Regions from separate parts of the Homo sapiens genome. Here region 2 is linked to region 1. Evidence: read pairs that join two places in POLR2A ChIA-PET (ENCODE). Cell type or tissue: HepG2. All regions are shown on one strand. Each heading gives the region's core, and the rest is flanking DNA. Links, peaks and the distances in the headings are about the cores only.

What was found. ChIA-PET counts read pairs that join two places held together with the same protein. Peaks named below come from ENCODE experiments on the same cell type or tissue, not always from the same donor. Only the 100,000 strongest peaks of a DNase experiment are listed, where the experiment ranks them.
Region 2: POLR2A ChIA-PET joins it to region 1 with 5 read pairs; 7 of 35 experiments call an interaction of 5 or more read pairs at or near these places.

The regions. Positions count from the first base shown.
Region 1 is chr1:26,879,373-26,884,744 of GRCh38, forward strand. GPN2 (GPN-loop GTPase 2) reads right to left here. Exons shown (of 5, transcript NM_018066.4): 4 at 4,788-4,918; 5 at 1-377. The coding sequence ends at 305. Among named protein-coding and RNA genes, the nearest start is that of GPN2-AS1, 5.9 kb to the left of the region's middle. In HepG2, for the core only: no CTCF peak of the experiment used is centred there; DNase peaks (open chromatin) are centred at 2,429 and 3,905.
Region 2 is chr1:26,974,743-26,980,114 of GRCh38, forward strand. It overlaps the pseudogene RPL12P13. Among named protein-coding and RNA genes, the nearest start is that of OSTCP2, 8.9 kb to the right of the region's middle. In HepG2, for the core only: no CTCF peak of the experiment used is centred there; no DNase peak of the experiment used is centred there.

The DNA.
Region 1 (5,372 bases), core at 118-5,117:
ACAAAAAGTAGAAAATAAACTCTTGTATTGTAGCACATTTCATCACAGCCTGACTAGGACCAGTGCTCGACTTTCTGGTGGCAGGGCCCAGAGCTCACGGACACCACTGACAGTATGGGGGGTGTTCTGCTTGGCACCATGTCTGGCTTTTTGGCCAGAAGTCCTTTGCAGAGCTGAATATCCCCTTGCCAGCCCGCCAGCTCTGGCTGGGAGGACTTGCTCTTGGGTCTGCAGCCTGCATCAGGAGCCTCCACTTTCCCCAGTGCTGGATTATGCATCCTGCTCTCCAGGGTCCACCTTGTTGCTACAGCTGCATGGCTTCCTGCTCCACTGACTGGTTCGAGGGTGCCAGGTACTTCTCCTGGATGCCCAGTGTGCTGAGGAAGGGTGCGTCAAGGCTGATAGCATAGGCAGAGGATGGGGAGCTGGTCTGGGCAGGATCTGACTTCCGCTGATGCCTACACTCCAACCATGTCCATCCCTCTCTTCCTCATAATTATAGGGACCAATCAGGTATGAGAAGCCTCCAAAAACACCCAGACTCAAATGCTCCTCTATCTGCCTCTTCCACACACTGCTGCGGATCAAAGGACTGGACAGTACTAACCTTGCAATTTTGCGTTATGGCACATGCTCTGGAGCCAGACTAAGGGAGTTCAAAACCTGATGATGTCTGGGTCTGGGGTCTGACGAGGACATGGAGGTTAGCCATGGCTAGGTTGGCTATGTTAGGACACCATGGCTGTTGTACTACCAGATGGCTCCAAAGTAAGAAACAGATTCTACACCCACCAAAACCAAGGTTTGAACTGTTCTTCCAAAACATCCCGGGAGAGGGACCTTGGGCCTGTCGCCTCAATTATAAAAGGGGTTGAAATGAGGATTAAATGACCCTGCAAGTAAAGCACTTAGCCCACCAAATGATGTTCGAGTTACAGACCTTTCTTTTTCTTTTTTTTGAGACAGAGTCTCACTCTGTCACCAAGCTGGAGTGCAGTGGCGCGATCTCGGCTCACCGCAACCTCCAACTCCCTGGTTCAAGCAATTCTCCTGCCTCAGCCTCCAGAGTAGCTGGGACTACAGGTACATGCCAGCACACCCAGCTAATTTTTCTATTTTTAGTAGAGACAGGGTTTCACCATGTTGACAGAAATGGTCTCGATCTCCTGACCTCGTGATCCGCCCGCCTTGGCCTCCCAAAGTGCTGGGATTACAGGCGTAAGCCACCACGCCTGGCCAAAAATAAATTTTTATACTTTAAAAAAAAAAAAGAGAGAGAGATGGGGTCTCACTATGTTACCCAGTCTGGTCTCAAACTCCTGGCCTTGAGCAATCCTCCCACCTTTAACTCCCAAAGTGTTGGAATTACAGGCATGAAGCCATTACACTTGGCCCATGCCATCTTATTTGCAACCCTTGAAACCTGTCTCAACTTTGAACCCCTATGCCTTTGCATGTTCTCTTAACTTGAATTCCCTTTTCTTCTTCATTAGACTGGCTAACCCTCACCTTGAAATGACACAACTCACGTGTCATGCCTCCATAAAGCTTTCCTTACCCACCTACCCTTCAGCAAAGCTGACCACTCCCTTATTTGTATCAGTCCCTACTCTCTTACAGAGAGCTGCTGAATCTTAAGGGGGTTAGGGTCAGGGCAGAATCTAAAATCAGCACAAATGTATATGGTTAAAAATACTCTTTAAAATTCCTCAAATTATTTGTTAAATGCAGCATACATGGTTTTGTGAATAGAATCCTTTATATATACGAATACATAAAGTAACGTACAGATGCTCCTTGACTTATGATGGGGTTACATCCTGATAAACCCATCCTAAATCAAAAATATCTTAAGTCGAAAATGCATTTAATACACATAACCTACCACACATCATAGCTTAGTTTCGCCTACCTTAAATATTCTTAGAACACTTACGTTAGCTGCATTTGGGCAAAATTATCTAACACAAAGCCTATTTTACAATAAAGTATTGAATATCTCATGTAATTTATTGAATACTGTACTGAAAGTGAAAGAATGATTGATAGGTACCCAAAGTATGATTTCTACTGAATGCATATAGCTTTCACACCATCATAAAGTTGAGCCATCATAAGTTGGGAACCATCTGTACGGTGTACAAAATACTACATTATTTAAATTGCTTCTCCCAGCCTAGGCTGTATGGTGAAACCCCATCTCTACAAAAATTAGCTGGCCACAGTGGCACACGCCCATAGTCCTAGCTATTCAGGAGGCTGAAGTGGGAGGATCACTTGAGCCCAGGGAGGTCAAGGCTGCAGTGAGCTGAGATCACGCCACTGCACTCCAGCCTGGGCAACAGAGTGAGACTCTGCCTCACAAAATAAACAAACATAAACTGCCCTTCCCAGCTGGGGACGATGGCTCATGCCTGTGATCCCAGCACTTTGGGAGGCTGAGGTGGGAGGGTAACGAGCCCAGGAGTTCAAGGTCGCAGTGAGCTATGATTGCATCACTGCACTCCAGCCTGGGCAAAGGAGCAAGACCCTGCCTCTAAGAAATAAATATAAAAGTTGCAGGCCGGGCATGGTGGCTCACGCCTATAATCCCAGCACTTTGGGAGGCCAAGGCAGGTGGATCACCTGAGTTCAGGAGTTCGAAACCAGCCTGGCCAACATGGTAAAACGCTGTCTCTACTAAAAATACAAAAAATTAGCTGAGCGTGGTGGCGGGCGCCTATTATCCCACTTACTCGGGAGGCTGAGGCAGGAGAATTGCTTGAACGTGGGAGATGGAGGTTGCAGTGAGCTGAGATTGCACCATTGCACTCCAACTGGGGCAACAAGATTGACGGTCCGTCTCAAAAAAAAAAAAAAAAAAGGGCCAGGTGTGGTGGAGCATGCCTGTAATCCCAGCTACTTAGGAGGCTGAGGGAGGAGAATCACTTGAACCCTGGAGTTGGAGATTGCATTCCAGCCTGGGCAACAACAGCAAAAGAAAGTCCATCTTAAATTTAAAAAAAAAATTGCTCCTCCCCTCTTTTGCTGAGCACATGCAGTCCAATTGGCCTACATTAACTGCAGGTGTGACGCAGCTCCTTAGTACCTTCATCAGGGACTGCACACTCTACTGCCATCATTTATAAGTCATTCCTCCAACCCCGACCCCATGAGCTTTGTTTCCCACATATGGCTCGAGAAACATCAGTAAGTGTTGGCTGGAATTATTTTCCTCTATACCCTAAGACTCCTGAGTCCCCCTTGTCTCCAGCATGCTGCATAGATGCTGAATCTGTGAGAGCATCAGCCTAGAGGGCCTGGACTTTTCTGTCCTGCTTCACGCATGGCCTCTGTGACCTGATGGACACCTACCCATGACCTTGGCTCCAGCCTCATTAGTCACTAACCAAGCTCCAAAAGTCTGGCTGCCTCTTGGACAGCTCTGGATGTCCCATGGACCCCTGAACACAGCACATCTGCCAGCTCTTGTCCCTTTCATCCATGTGACAAACCTGCTCCCTCCTCCTTTTCCTGCCTCAGTGATTAGTACAACCACCCACCGTCTAAGCCAGAGATCTGGGAAGCTAAGTTCTACTCCAGCTCCATCTATCCCATTCAGTCACTGACTCTTACAGTCTATCTCCTTAGTATTTTTCCATTCTACACCTTTCTTTCTATTCTCACTACAAATCTTTCAACCCTTCTCACCTAGCAAGACTGTAAAACTCTTTTGCCCCCAATCACGTCCCTTAAATGCATTTTCCACAATTGCAGGGGCTTTTCTAAAATGTACATCTGATTGTGTCACACCCTGTTCAACAGTACTGCTTGAATACTTGCTCCCACTGCCCACCCATGAACTGAAGTCCACATTCCTTAGTAGGGCACTCAGGCCCCTCCCTCGGCAGCCCTGCCTGTACCCCTGCAACGCCCTTTCCTCTTCACATGCAACACACCAGGAACTGGACTCCTGCATCTCTCCCGAATGACTAATGCCCTCTCATTTCTGGGCCTCTGTATTTGTTACTCCTATTGATCAATATCCTCTCTTGTCCTCAGTACAACCAACTCTGAAGCCAAGGGACCACCTTTGCACATGAGAGACAGTCATCAGGAAGCCCAACTGATCAATATGAAATCAGTCATCCACGGCCGGGCGCAGTGGCTCATGCCTGTAATCCCAGCACTTTGGGAGGCTGAGGCAGGTGGATCACCTGAGGTCAAGAGTTCCAGACCAGCCTGGCCAACATGGTGAAACCCCGTCTCTACTAAAAATATAAAAACTAACTGGGCACAGTGGCGCACACTAATACCAGCTACTTGGGAGGCTGAGGCAGGAGAATTGCTTGAATATGGGAGGCAGAGGTTACACAGAGCCAAGATTGCGCCATTGTGCGATCCAGCCTGGGCAACAAGAGCGAAACTCCCTTTCAAAAAAAAAAAAGAAAAAAGAAATTGGGTGGATCACAAGGTCAGGAGATCAAGACCATCCTGGCCAACACAGTGAAACCCCGTCTCTACTAAAAATACAAAAAATTAGCTGGGCGTGGTGGTGGGTGGCTGTAGTCCCAGCTACTCAGGAGGCTGGGGCAGGAGAGTGGCGTGAACCCGGGAGGCAGAGCTTGCAGTGAGCTGAGATCGTGCCACTGCACTCCAGCCTGGGCGACAGAGCAAGACTCCATCTCAAAAAAAAAAAAAAAAAAAGAAATTGGTCATCCACAAGGTTGATGACTGCACCTCCTGTGGCCATTCTTGAGTCCCATGTCTCACCCTCTCTGCTATGGCCAGGAAGCTGGCAAGGATACGAAGAGAAATGGAAGTCGGCTCCCATTGCGGCAGACATCATGGCTTCCAAGCTTCGCTGCTCTTGGGCTCTGAAACAGTATCCATTGGCTTTATCCACAGCCTGCAGGACTCGCTGGATGCTCTCCTTGTCCTGAGCAGGGAGGAGAGAAACAGTTCTGTGAGTGAAACAGAAGTATGTAAAACTGCTTGCAATCTCTAAATACACCTTCCTCCATCTTGCCTCTGTACCTGTAGCTTTCTTGGCCTGGAGTAGTTCTACATGTCCCCAAAGGCTGGATAAATCTCATGTTTCCTGACCACCAACTCACTCAGATTAGAACAGATAAGCTCCCCTATGCATATCCACAGTCCCCTGGGTTTACACCTATTGTACATGGTATCCCTGCCATGTAATAAACGCCTATTAACTCACCTGCCTCCCCTACTCAACTAAACACCCCTTAGGGCCAGGTCATCTGTCGCAGTATTCCCAGTGCCTGGCACAGTACTTCTCTTAAGTAGACATCCAATGAATATGCATGTTTTAAATCTATAACTGGGCCAGGCACGGTGGTTCACACCTGTAAAGCCCAGCACTTTGGGAG
Region 2 (5,372 bases), core at 194-5,193, 95 kb after region 1:
TGTCGTCCGGGCTGGAGTGCAATGGCATGATCTTGGCTCGCTGCAACCTCCGCCTCCCGGGTTCAAGTGATTCTCCTGCCTCAGCCTCCCGAGAAGCAGGGACTACAGGCATGTACCACGCCTAGCTAATTTTTTGTATTTTTAGTAGAGATGGGGTTTCACCCTGTTAGGCAGGATGGTCTTGATCTCCTGACCTGGTGATCTGCCCGCCTCGGCCTCCCAAAGTGCTGGGATTACAGGCATGAGCCACCGAGCCGGTCACTTTTTTTTTTTTTTTTTTGGAGACAGGGTCTCATTCTGTCACCCAGGCGGGAGTGCAGTGGCACCATCTTGGCTCACCGCAACCTCCACCTCCAGGGTTCAAGCACTTCTCATGCCTCAGCCTCCTGAGTAGCTGGGACTACAGGTGTGTGCCACCACGCCCAGTTAATTTTTTGTATTTTTAGTAAAGACGGAGTTTCACCATGTCGGCCAGGCTGGTCTAGAACTCCTGACCTCAGGTGATCTGCCCACCTCAGCCTCCCAAAGTGCTGGGATTACAGGCATGAACCCCCACGCCTGGCCCTATTATCTTTTAAATCTCAGCAACAACTATAGTTAAGTCCCTTTCTTCAAGCCTAACATTGTTTATTTGTGCCACCTCCCTTTCTTTGTCTTGATCAATTTTGCCAGGAGTTGCTCAGTATCGTTACTCTATCAGTTAGGAATTGGATTCAGCTGGAATCTAATCCGAGGCCAGCAGCTCACTGTTCTGTCATCCCGAGGGCCAGGCCCCTGCTTGTTCCTAAGGTTCTTGATGGCATTCACCAAATCTGAGTTTCTGACAGCAAGATGGAGAAAAGTAGAGAGAAAAGGGCAAAGGTTGTGGCTACTTGTTCTCACTGGCCGCTTAATATCAGCCCAAGGCTCAGCCCTTGGTCCTCTCCTCTCATCTCACGGTCATCTCATCCAGTTCAGTGCCAGCTATGTGATCATTCCAAATTCATATCTACAGCCCCATCCCCTGCCTTGAGCTCCAGAAACAATTTCAACTGCCCACTTGAAATCTCTGCTTGAATATCTAAAAGGCATTTCAAACTCAACATGTCTAAAATTGCACTCCCTAGAAAAGAAATCCAACACAATGCTGGAGCCCCAAATGGCCCCTTTCTTCTGAATGCTTTCTGATTGCAATGGTGATTGCAACTTGGCTTCCCCTCCCCAAATAGAATACAACTCCTGGTACTGCATCATTCAATGGAACTCAACCTGTATTTTATTTTATTTTTTTTTAGATGGAGTTTTGCTCTTGTTGCCCAGCTGGAGTGCAATGGCACGATCTCTTGGCTCATCGCAACCTCCACCTCCCGGGTTCAAGCGATTCTCCTACCTCAGCCTCCCAAGTAGCTGGGATTACAGACATGTGCCACCACACCCGGCTAATTTTGTATTTTTAGTAGAGACGGGGTTTCTCCATGTTGGTCAGGCTGGTCTCGAACTCCCGACCTCAGGTGATCCGCCTGCCTTGGCCTCCCAAAGTGCTGGGATTATAGGCGTGAGCCACTGTGCCCAGCCAGGTGCATTAAAAAAAAAAAGAAAGAAAGAAAGAAAGAAAGAAAATAGAAGCCGGGCACGGTAACTCACACCTGTAATGCCAGCACTTTGGGAGGCCGAGGTGGGCTGATCACCTGAGGTCAGGAGTTCCAGATCAGCCTGGCCAACATGGTGAAACCCCGTCTCTACTAAAAATACAAAAATTAGCCGGGCATGGTGGCATGCGCCTGTAGTCCCAGCTACTTGGGAGGCTGAGGCAGGAGAATCTCTGGAACCCGGGAGGCGGAGGTTGCAGTGAGCCAAGATGGCGCCACTGCACTCCAGCCTGGACAACAGAGTGAGACTCCATTTCAAAAAGAAAATAGAATGGCATAGAATAGATTGGCAAGGAAATATCAGTGTGCCCCACACATAATTGGGGTGAGTATGGCTTGTGAAACTTTTGTCTATATATTGGGTCCTGTTGTAAAATGCCAAATCATGAGCTGAAGTAAAAAAAATTTTTGACTGATCTAGGCCTCAGGGTTCAACAGGTGGCCTCGGGGTTCAACAGGTGCCCTTGGGACAAATGCCAGCTATAAGGCTCATTTACTGAAGAGGAGTGGCCCTTTCTTATTATTTCTGTTAATTTTTTTCCCTTACTGCATAGTCAGTCCATTGTGGAGGCCAAAGCAACTCCACCTTGGATGCTAATCTGTCATGTTGACTTCTGATTAACCCTAGTTCCAGGAAGGCCTCTAAGATTTCCAGTTCTTTGTGTAAGCACAGGTACTTACCATAAATCCTGCCCTTAAGTCAACCTTAAAACAACCTTGATGTTTTCATACTTCAGTTGTCCTATACATCTCTTCAGAATCATGTCTACTCTTTCCCTGTGGTAGATAAGCCCTGGGTCAGGGGTAATGACACAGGGATCCACCATCACTGTCCCCCGAGAAACAGGCATAGCTTCTGTTTGTAAGTCCCTATTACATGTTTCTTTCTGAAAAACTGGATCTGTCAGCCTTTTTTTCTTTCTTTCTTTCTTTTCTTTCTTTCTTTCTTTCTTTCTTTCTCTCTTTCTTTCTTTCCTTTTCTTTCTTTCTTTTTTTTTTTTTTTTGAGATGGATTTTTGCTCCTGTTGCCCAGGCTGGAGTGCAATGGCGCAATCTTGGCTCACTGCAACCTCCACCTCCCAGGTTCAAGCCATTCTCCTGCCTCAGTCTCCCTAGTAGCTGGGATTACAGGTGCCCACCACCACGCCCGGCTAATTTTTTGTATTTTTAGTAGAGATGGGGTTTCACTATGTTGGCCAAGCTGGTCTCAAACTCCTGACCTCAGGTGTTCCACCCACCTCAGCCTCCCAAAGTGCTGTGCCACCATGCCCGGCTTAGCCTTTTTCTTCAGCCTCTTAGCTTCTTCAGACTTTGAGGATAGGTTTGCATAGGCCTGCCCAGGACAGGACTTCAGGACATCATCAATGCCTTATAAAAGATAATTTTGGAACATATCTATATTTTTTTAAGTGCTATATATGAGGAAGGGTTTCTCTGCACCCTTCTTCTTCCATTTTGTTGGAAATGGAACTCTCTTCCTGTGGCTCTATCCCTTCTCATTCCGTCAGCACAGAGTGTTGTGTTCCTGCTTTAGGTGCTGACTGCATTCCACAAATGAGCCAAATTCTCTTCTGCAAAGTCTTTGCACTTTCTGTTCCTTCCCTCTGGGTTGCTCCTTCATGGCACTCCCTGGACTGGCTCCCTTGCATCCTTCAGAATTTATTGGCTCACTTAACTAAAAAGTCCAAGGGTAGAACTACCTTCAGATACTCCTGGCATCAGGTGCTCAGGTGATTTTACCACTCATCTGGTTTCTCTGTTTCTGTGCTCTCCTGCCAGGCAGGCGCGTCCTCAGGCAGGCACTTTTCTTGTGATGGCAAGATGGCTGCCTGCATCTCCATGTTTATAATCTATTTGGTCAAAAATTCTCAAGTGGCCGGGTGTGGTGGCTCACGCCTGTAATCCCAGCACTTTGGGAGGCTGAGGTGGGTGGATCATGAGGTCAGGAGCTCAAGACCAGCCTGGCCAAGATGGTGAAACCCCGTCTGTACTAAAAATATAAAAGTTATCCGGGCATGGTGGCGGGCGCCTGTCATCCTAGCTATTCAGGAGGATGAGGCAGGGAGTTGCTTGAACTCCATCTCAAAAAAAAAAAAAAATTCTCAAATAAAGAGTTTCTCTTTCTCAACAGTTTCAGCAAACATCCCAGTATTGAGTTTCATTGGCCAGGCCAGGGTCACAAGCCCATTCCTAAAGATGGGCCCATTCCTAAAGACAAAAAACATGCACTGAGGCCGGGTGCGGTGGCTCATGCCTGTAATCCCAGCACTTTGGGAGGCCGAGGCAGGCAGATCACCTGAGGTCAGGAGTTCGAGACCAGCCTGACCAACATGGAGAAACCCTGTCTCTACTAAAAATACAAAATTAGTCGGGCGCGGTGGTACATGCCTGTAATCCCAGCTACTCGGGAGGCTGAGGCAGGAGAATCACTTGAACCTAGGAGGTGGAGGTTGAGGTGAGCCGAGATTGTGCACTCCAGCCTGGGCAACAAGAGCAAAACTCTGTCTCAAAAAAAAAACCAAAAAAAAAACCCAACAAACATGCACTGAGCAGGTAGGAGAGATGGTTCCCCACAAAATATAAAGTCACTGTTACCAAAAGTAGGACAAATGGATGCTTGGAGGGCAAAAGCCACAGCTGCCTACTCCATCATCCTCGACTTCCCTTTCTACTGTAGGTTTCCTTGGTTATTCCCTACACTTCACTGTTCACTTCCTTCATAGCGCATATGACCTTATTTGTGTAGACTCTATGGCCTTCCTCTCTTGCCCTGGCTTGAGAGTGCTCAGAGGGAAGGGTTCTTGCCTGTCTTGATCACTGCTACATCCCCAGCACTTGGAGCAGTGTCTGCACACAGTAAGTGCTTAATAAAGGCTTGTGGCAGGAATGAACTTGCTGGAGAGCCAGGCTCTCATGCTTTCTTTTTCCTTTCAACTTCTTTTATTATTATGATTATTTTTTTTTTGGAGAAGGGGGTCTTGCTCTGTCACCCTGCTAAAAGGCAGTGGCACCATCATAGCCCACTACAGTCCCAACCTCCCAGGCTCAAGCAATCCTCCTCCCTCAGCCTCCCTAATAGCTGGGGCTACAGGAGCGTGCCACCACACCCAGCTAATTAAAAAAAAAAAAATTTCTTTTGGCCAGGCACGGTGATTCATGCCTGTAACCCCAGCACTTTGGGAGGCCGAGGCAGTGGATCACCTGAGGTCAAGAGTTCGAGACCAGCCTGGCTAACATGGTGAAACCCTGTTTCTACTAAAAATACAAAAAATTAGCCTGGCGTGGTGGCACGCGCCTGTAATCCCAGCTACTTGGGAGGCTGAGGCAGGATAATCACTTGAACTGGGGAGGCAAAGGTTGCAGTGAGCTGAGATCACGCCATTCTCCATCTCAAAAAAAAAAAAAAATTGTAGAGGCCGGGCACAGTGGCTCACACCTGTAATCCCAGCACTTTGGGAGGCCAAGGCAGGCAGATTACTTGAGATCCAGAGTTCTAGACCAGCCTGGCCAACATGGTGAAACCCCGTCTCTACAAAAATACAAAAATTAGCCGGGCATGGCAGCATGCACCTATAATCCCAGGTGCTCAGGAGGCTGAGGCGGAATCACTTGAACCCAGGAGGCAGAGATTGCAGGGAGCCAAGATTTCGCCACTGCATCCCAGCCTGGGCAGCAAAGTGAGACGTCGTCTCAAAAAAAAAAAAAAAATTCTCCTTTCGGCTCAGAGGAGGCCAAGGTGCAACT